Linked DNA regions of Mus musculus: region 1 is linked to region 2. The links are chromatin contacts, found by Hi-C or POLR2A ChIA-PET in ENCODE. All regions are on one chromosome and are shown on one strand. Each heading gives the region's core, a stretch centred on a gene start or an enhancer-like site at or near the end of the contact. The rest is flanking DNA. Distances are from core to core; before and after follow the strand shown.

Region 1 (4,329 bases), core at 220-2,719, 72 kb before region 2:
GCAGGCGTTAGACCGGAGACTTCACGGTACATTAATGATTGGAGTTCATACCCCACCCGTTTTTGCTAAGGACTGAAGTTTATTAGTTCTCTCCTGGCTACTGGTGTGACTGTGGCAGACTCACTTCAAAAGGTGCATTGACTGTTATTACAATTAAAACTAGTCACCACCCCACCAGGCAGAAAACCAAGATATTTTGAGATTAAAGTCTACATGTGCTTAGCAGTGAGCTGAGATATCCCATCATTACTGGGATGAGATCCCCATCATTACTGTATTTCTCAAACAGATAACCCTGGGGGTGGTTTTAGAAACTTATCGATTTTATGGGAAGAAAAACAACAACAACAACAACAACAACAACAACAACAACAAAAAACCCCACCACATATCTCCAAATCAATAACTAAATATTTCTCATAGGACATCAAGAAATAGAAATTAACTCATTTCTGTTATTTAAATTATTAGTGGCTCCTTATAGGCCACTACAGCTTTGGGTAAAATGAGCTTGTCTCTGTAGTCAAGAGTAGTAAATGCAGTGGGTGTTTTCACAGATGGCATTTTGCACATGCTCTGATTTGCTGCAAGCCTAATTTATAGGAGTATTTGGCCATTTATTTTAGATTTTCTGCAGCTTGATCTGCCAGTTAGATGGACTCATACGCAAAGACCTCAAGCCAGCGGTGCCCTAGACAGCTTTGATCCTTTTTCTTTTTTTTCCTGCAGGAAAGGAAAAGCATGGGACCTTGGGAGTGGATCAGTCATCCAAATTCAGATAGGTGCTGTTGTCTGTTGTGATTCTGTTGGGCTCTGTTCTTCTGAGAGATCCTCAGAGGTTTCCAGGAACTCAGGGGCTAAGAAATATCTTACCGAGAATTTGAAAATATCTCGGCATTTAATTTTGTGTGAGTGTAGAGTGTTTTATGACTCTTTAAGTTTTGAGGACCAGCAAAATAGAGAAGGGTATTGTGTTACATAGTGTGCTAGTTACAAATGTTTGCTTTTATTGCACATGATGTAACCAGAGTGGAAAAAAACCACAGCAGTAATAATCGTTGATATAATCTTGGCTTGAAGGTAGGGGGAACACGGGGGGCAAGGGAACAGCACAAGAGAGAAAAATATCTGTTACCAATTACAGCAAAGTTACTACATAGTTAAAAAGAAGTTGTACATATGAATAAGAATAGGATGCTCTGCTAACTCAATCAAAAGGGAACCGCTCGTTTTCCTTAGGTACTTGATGAGGGAGAATTCTTCCTGCACGATTTGCTTGAAGAGTGGATTATTTTGCTTTGTGAACCTCTTCAGTCCGGTCCTTACAGAATACCATTTGGCTAATTTGAAACGGTTCCAGTTCTGGGCTTGGTTGAACACTGCCAGCCAAAAGCCTGCCTGTCGTCTTCCATTCGCATGCCTTCCTGCCCTCGGTGCCCCCAACCCCTATCCTGCACCCAAGGAAAGAACCTGATAACCATGGTTCTCTGCCTTAGGAAGCTGTGGCTCCTTCAAGGTGCCCCCCTCCGTCAGCTCCCAGAAAGGCAAGCAGCAGGAAAGCAGGCAGCTCAATCCAACCGGGATCAGCAGATGCTGCCAAAGTGGGAAGCAACAAAGGCAGTCCGTGGATTTCCAGGAACGGGAATTATTGGAAGTCTGCTCTTTACAAAATAAACTGTGATTGGGAGCCGAGCACCCTCGCAGTCCCTTCCTTCTGCTGCGGGAGTGTGGCAAACAGGGTATTGTTTGGCTTGTCAAGGTCAGCCCGGCTAATTGTAGATACAGTGGACAAATAGCTCTCTTCCAGAGAAGTGGTGAATACCAGTCGTTTGTCATTCGGGGCCCCAGCATAAGCAGTGCAGGAAAGTATTGGTAGCATTGTTCAATCAAGTAGGAAGAGGAAAAGGAAGGAATAGAAGTGCAAAAACGTAGGCCAAATGGAGTGAGAGTCAAGAGAAACCATTGCCCTGGTGCTATGGCTGGGTAACCATCTCCCAAAGCCTCTCCCAACCCCCACCCCACATTTGGTCAGCAGCTTGCAGTTCTGTTGGGAGGTTCTATTGAGAGGCTCTATTGGGAGGCAATAGAACCTTTAAGAGGAGTGGCCTAGTGGAGGAAGTTGAATGCATGGGGGTAGGCCCTGGGAGAGGATACCGGATCCCTAGCCCCTTTCTCTTTGTTTCTTGGCTGCCAGGAGGTAAGAGGTTCCCTTGGCCACACTTCTTTTCCATGGTGTGCCGCCTTGACATAGGCGCAAAGCGACCGGGCCAACTAATCATGCGTGAAACCTCCCTTCAAATGGTGACCCAAATAAAACCATAATGTTACTGTCTCAGGTGTCTGTCACAGCAATCCGAAGCTCCTAGCTTGATAAACAGGTCTAACCCAGTGGTTCTCAGCCTTCCTGATACTGCGGCCCTTGAATAATACAGTTTCTCATGCTGTGGTGACTCCAGCCATTCTGTGGGGAACTGGGAATAAAATGGCCAACAGTGTAGACATGCCCACCACCTCTGGGGAGCTTCCATGCTACAGAGAGCTACAGCCCAAGAAGAGCGCTGCGAAGGAAACAGCTGGCAGTAAACGAGCGAGTCACCTACCCATGCCTCAGGAAGACTCCCTGAACACAAACAGTTGAGGAATTACCTGAGGGATGAGAAGAAGAGCAAGAGAGCTCCAGCCAGAGGCAGCAGCACGGGTCCAAGCTCTGAGGGGCAGTGGGCTGCGCCATGGCACTACACCAGTCAGGGAATGAGTATGCAAGGAGCCTAGAACCTTCAACATGCTGGGTTCTACCCTAGCTCTACTGAGTGTCACTGAAAGGGACAGTAGTGCTGAATTATTGCTTTCAAAAGTTCAGTCTGCTGGATCTCTGTCAAATACATATTAGAATAGAAGTATGGAGATCATATCATCATCATCTCTATATCTATATATAAAATGGAGAAGGTGTTATGAACAAAGTGATGATGTATCTGATCTTTTAGAAATGATTGGAATTCTGACAAGCAGATTTGGAGAAAATAAGATCTCTAGAGAGGGTGCAGGGTGACCAAGTGTGGGGCTGAGCGACAGGAGGCAAGTTTGCACGTGGGCCAGCATGAAGCAGCAGTGGGGACAGCAGCTGTGAGCAAGGAAGATGCTGGTCCCTGCCCAGCTATGAGTGCTCTTAAAGGCCAGGCCACACCTACAGGGGCTGCTTTAAATTTTTAATGTAAAATTAAATCCGAGGGACTGCTTTAAAAATTTATCTCGGCACATCTCAGTTACCACGAGAGAGTTCCGGTGTGTGTGTTTGTGCCGATTTAAAACCATCTAGATCCATAGTGAAATTGTGACTTTCAACAAGACGCCTCGGCATCAGGATCTTCATATAATTTGCCCCACTCTGTGGTCTATAGAATTTCACATCTACTGTCATAATGTGCTGAGCCAAGTCGGTCATGGTGGCATCTGAGGCAGGAGAATGGCTATGAGTTCAAGGCTGGCTGTGCTATAGTAGAAAATCCTGTCACAAACAAACAAACAAACAAACTCAGCAACAGCAGAAGAAAAACAGGCCAAGCCAGGACATGGATGCAATGGGGCTTCTGCGCCAGGAACTTAAACTTGAAGGTTTATATCTTGGTTAATTTGTCATTCATTCATTCACCCACTGTGTGTTAACTGAGCACCAGCACTGTTGTAAGTACTTACTCTGGGTGAGTGAAGGGCTCCTACGCTCCCTGTGAGCCCCTTACCAGTAGTGAGGGTTTGGTGTGATTCTTGGCGTTAGCCCAGGTTAGGAAGTGACAGTAAATAATGATCAAGGGAAAGGCCTGTTGAAGCAGATATCTAGACCTGCAGTGACGGCCTGTGGGATACAGGTTTGAGTGACTTGGGGAGAGGGCCGCAGAGATCTGGGCCCAACAAGCCAGTCAAGAACAGCGGCAGGTAAGAGGTGACCGGCTGAGCCATCCATCCTGCCTCTTGTCCACCTCTCAACAGAAGAGTTGAGGCACAGGCGCTTTAAATGTCTCCAGGTGACTCTCAAGTGGCTTTGGGTTTATTCTGATTACACCGAGAAGCTTTCCAGAGGAGAGTGAGAGACAGAGCTTTATTCTCGAAGAACACGTGGAGCCCGAGTGCAGTGTGAAACGCAGCCAGAGAGAAGGAAGGGTGTCTTCAGGGACACAGGAACCTCAAAGTTGATGAGAGAAAGGGAACGCCGAGGGCACCCTGAGGAGCGGTGGCGCTGGGGTAGCAGGGAGTGCAGCTCAGAGGCGCACCATAAAGATGAGTTTCCAGTGTGGCGACCTCACAGTGGTGCAAGTGCAGAGGTCCTCTCCT
Region 2 (4,437 bases), core at 148-2,647:
TGTGAGAATTTGCTGGATTTATGTGTGCTGTCATTGCATTTTACGTGAAGCGAGGCCTATATCCACTACTGAGAAAAATAACTCTTATAAGTCACTTTCCTCACAAAATTGAGATATGGAGAAGCCTAGAGAAGGGCAAGCTTGTCAAGACCAGCAGAACAGCACAGCCAGGCAGAACTTTCCAGTCTGCTTGGCCCTGCCTCGAGGCATAGTCTGCACTTTATCAGGGAGACTGGAGGACTGCCACTCCTGAATCCATGGCAACTGCCCCAGAAGTAGTTTAAAAAAAAAAAAAAACTAAACTGAAAATATATCGGTAGGAGCTGCTAACGACCAGACACTGTGCAGGGAATGAGCTGTGAACAAGAGGGACATGGCCCTGTTAGCCTTTTAACTAACTGCAGCATATGCCACACACCTCTGCCCAAGGTGACGTGTGTCCTGGCACTTCGGCTTTGCTCGCCTTCTGTCCGTCCGTATAATGGGCAGGTGTCATCGGTTTGGCTAACATGGATGCTCTGAGACTTTGGCCTTCCTGGCGCCTGATTCCAAACACAGGTGTTAATGGAGCTGAGATTGCTCTCAAGTGTGTTTTTGGTTTTTGTTTTGTTTTTAATTTTGTTTTCGTTTCAGGGCTAGAGTCCTGTTGCATTTGCAGTCAGTTAAAACATATAAATCTGTAGACCAGGCTGGCCTCGAACTCAGAAATCCACCTGCCTCTGCCTCCCGAGTGCTGGGATTAAAGGAGTGCGCCACCATGCCCGGCTAGGGCTACACAGAGAAACCCTGTCTCGAAAAACCAAAAAAAAAAAAAAATATATATATATATATCTGAATGCAGATGGTGCACATGCATGCATACAGGTCCAAACCCCACACATAAAGTGTGTCTTAAACACAAAACAGACAAACAAACAAACAAAACCACCAAACTCTTCCTTTTTTTGGTCTTCACTTGAGCCATGTTGAAAATATTCAGTACGTCCATGCTTTTTTTTGTTGTTGTTTGTTTGTTTGTTTAGACAAAATCTCAGGATAGTCTATTACATTTATCCCAAAGCAAGGTAAACCTTTCTATTACCATTTCATCCATCTTTGCAGTTCACTTGATTGCCAATCACAATATCAGCATCCCTTCTAGCTTTGAGAGGGTAACAGGTTAAGAAGCCTACCTTAAGAGATGGGGTAGGGAATTGCCTATGACCCAGCATCCAGGAGGCTGAGACAGGGAGATCTTGAAGAATGGCCTGTGTTATGTAAGGCCCTGTCTCAGAAAGAACAAAAGGGTGGGGCACTGTCTTCTTCCTCTCTCTCGGGCTTTGCTGGTACAAGAACTGAGTGTTTTGCTCTTAGGATTGCTGTTGCATCCCAGTGGGGAAGGAGCTGGCGATTTGCCTGGCCTTCAAACCCTGCCTACTACAGTCTTACTGCCAAGTCACGCAGCCCAGCTGAGCTCCATCAGAGAAATGGGCACTGATGCCTGAAGTTAACACTGTTCTCAGCATCGCTCATGGTCCTGCCCTTCTTTTAGGAATCTGCACACTAATAGGGAAAGCATCAATCCACTGGAGTTGCTCCATAATTTATAGTGATGTTGTGGTTTCTCAAACCACCTCTGTAATTGCCATTTGCCCGAAAATCAGCAGCAGAGATCTTATCCAGGGCTATGGGGCCTGCTTGTTTTCTTTAGCCTGGATATCATCAGTCTACATGTTTATATATTTTATTCAGAAGATTAAAGTATGGCTTAAAGGAATATTTAAACATTTTTTTAATTTAGAGAGTAGTCACTTATGTGAAATAATGTAATTTCTCTATTTTGAAAAAGAGAAAAACACAGATCTGTATGTCCAGATGATGTAACTTCCACATAAGGAATCCTTAATGTCTTCTGCAGGTCTCCCGGGGGGTCTCATGAATGGTTGAGGTGACCCATTGCCTGAAGGCCAGCCAGCAGTGGGAGCGCTAGCATTAAAACTGTCTGTTGGTCACAGTCTGCCCTCCAGGGAAACAGCAGGTGCTTTGGAGCTTAGTCTCTCAACAACTGCACCATGTCTTTAAGTTTCAGATGTGGTTTTAAAGGACATGGGTCCATGAACCTAACATTTCTGCCACTGTGACTGTGACGTGTTCACATTAGAGGCAAGCTCGCCCTGCTCCCCTTGGGCTGTAGCCATTTCTGTCTTTATGAGACCTTACCCCCTAAGACAATAAAAAAGTAAGTATATGATAGTTAATGAAGGTGAACATGGAGATGTTATTTATTCAAATATTTCATTCACCTAATGTCCACTTTTCCCCCTCTAATTATGAAGATAAAAAATAACTTTTTCTTATTCTCCCCAAAATATTATGAGCTCTCAGTGCTGTCCCGTCCTGCCTATGGGTAAGACAACTCTGATTAGAAGTCTTTATTTTTCCTTTTACAGGTTTTTTTTTTTTTTAGATTTTACTTATGAATTATAATGTCCATGTTTTTAATAAAAACAAACAAACAAACAAACAAAAAACAACCAATTCCTTACCCCAGAGAGCAGCTATGCTCACCCAGGAAGCAGCTGCACATTTGATGGGAATGAGTCAGGTTGTCAGATCTATAGCAGTTCATTTTTCTGAATAAGAAATATATATTTTTTTACATTGGCAAACAAAACAAAACAGCAACAGCAGCAACAACAACAACAAAAACCAACCCAAAAATGAATGTCATTTGCCTACCCCGTTCAGTCTGCCTGCCTGGCCCCAAGCAGCTGTAGTTCTTGCCAAATGGCTAAGCACAAACGCCTGACTCAGCATTTTCTTGCTCGCTGCTTCCAGCATCATGTAGTGATTACGACTCGTCAGTTCTCCCGACTCACTGTCTCCCCACAGCCCCCCATCCTCCCCCACTCCTTGTCTAGAGCGATATAAAGGCGTGCACATCTACTCCAGCACCCGATGCTAAGTTGCTGCAAGACCAGCTGCTACTTCCCATTCATCCAGCTTCTCATGGCTTCCCCGTACAAACCCTGCATGTAAATATAGAGGAATCCAAGCTATACTGAGAAGGGAAAGGAAAAGAATCCCCACAAAGTATTGTCATCATTCAGGGAACATCTGTCCATGCATGGAGATGATGGATGGATAGATGGATGGATGGATGGATGGATGGATGGATGGGCAGGCAGATGGACAGACAGACAGAAGGACAGATGGACAGAAGGATGGACAGACAGATGGGTGGGTGGATGGATGGGTGGGTGGACAGACAGACAGGCAAAGTGAGATGGGGTGTTTTTAATAGAAGAGCAGTCAACAGCTTTATTACAGAGCTTTATGGGAACTGTAGTTCAACTACAGCCAACAAGAGATGTAGTTATAAACTAGGAGATGGTCTAGAAAAGCCGATATGTATTGTACTATTTTGAAAGTTTGAAAATGATTACTTAATTTTCTCAAACTCACCCACTGTCTTAGTTAGGGTTACTATGGCTGTGACGAAGCATCATGACTGAGCAGTGTGGGGAGGGAAAGGGTTGCTTGGCTTCCTCTTCTACACGCCCTGTTCAGCATTAAGGTTGGGCCCTCCTGCATCCCTTACTAACTAAGAAAACACCCTGCAGGCTTGCCTACAGCTGGATCCCAGGGAGGTATTTCCTTAATTGAGGTTTCCTCCTCTCTAGCCTGTGTCAAGTTGACATAAAACTAGCCTCTCCTCCCTAAGATAATGGGTTGGGGGGTGGGGGAACTGAGTGGGAAAGAATTCTGACCTTTGAATAAACATTTTTTCATTGTAAAAAAATGCTATTTATTTCTCTTTACAAAGTTGGGAGAGGGGTGAAGAACTTTCCTAGTGGGCTTTGTATTTTCTAGTTGTTTCTGTGGTGGAGCTAGTGTTGCTGGTCAGTTCTCTCCCACTCTGGAGTACTACACATACACACATACACACACACACACACACACACACACACACACACACACACAGCTACATACATGAATGTTGAGCTAAGGCATCCTTTACAATCACTCTCTTATCCCAAAGCGTCAGGGGAGAGACTGCTGTATGCAAAGCATTGTTCTGGGCACCTGGGTGCATCACTGGGCAAATGGACGAAGCTCCGTTTGCTCAACAGGAGTTGACAGCTCCAGGGACATTGAGCGGTGCCAGGGACGGGAAACCGCAGCAGCACACAGACAGTGGGTAAGAGGTTACAAGGTCATAGGTGGACAAGGGAGATCTCAGAGGAAGTAGGAACTGCATCTGAGAGCTGTGAAGGTGGTACAGCTTGATGAGAAGTTCTACTTGTGACCGAGGAAGTGTCCCACAGAAAGGGGAGAGCTATGATAAAGCTGTGGTCTGAGGGCGGAGCTCAAGGAAGGAGAAACAGCCATGTCAGGTCCTGGTGAGGCTGTGGAAGGTGTGGCTCCCCGAGAACATCTCAAATGTTTTATACAGTT

Evidence for each region. A loop is a pair of places that touch in the nucleus more often than their neighbours do. ChIA-PET counts read pairs that join two places held with the same protein, here RNA polymerase II (POLR2A).
Region 1: a loop to region 2 is called in a map of v-Abl transformed pro-B cells, with 2.4 times the contacts of the local background. The contact joins two enhancer-like sites. A Hi-C loop is called at or near these places in 3 of 37 maps with a recorded cell type or tissue (regulatory T cell and v-Abl transformed pro-B cells). POLR2A ChIA-PET finds 5 or more read pairs at or near these places in 1 of 5 experiments (embryonic stem cell).

The regions. Positions count from the first base shown.
Region 1 is chr10:95,251,947-95,256,275 of GRCm38, reverse strand. The region is part of intron 2 of Cradd (CASP2 and RIPK1 domain containing adaptor with death domain); the gene reads left to right. Among named protein-coding and RNA genes, the nearest start is that of Cradd, 70 kb to the left of the region's middle. Within about 2 kb of position 1,469, at least 2 of the 3 ENCODE cell types and tissues checked have a DNase peak (open chromatin) inside an H3K27ac peak, as active enhancers do.
Region 2 is chr10:95,180,187-95,184,623 of GRCm38, reverse strand. All of the region lies in intron 2 of Cradd (CASP2 and RIPK1 domain containing adaptor with death domain), which reads left to right. Among named protein-coding and RNA genes, the nearest start is that of Gm29684, 37 kb to the right of the region's middle. Within about 2 kb of position 1,397, at least 3 of the 3 ENCODE cell types and tissues checked have a DNase peak (open chromatin) inside an H3K27ac peak, as active enhancers do.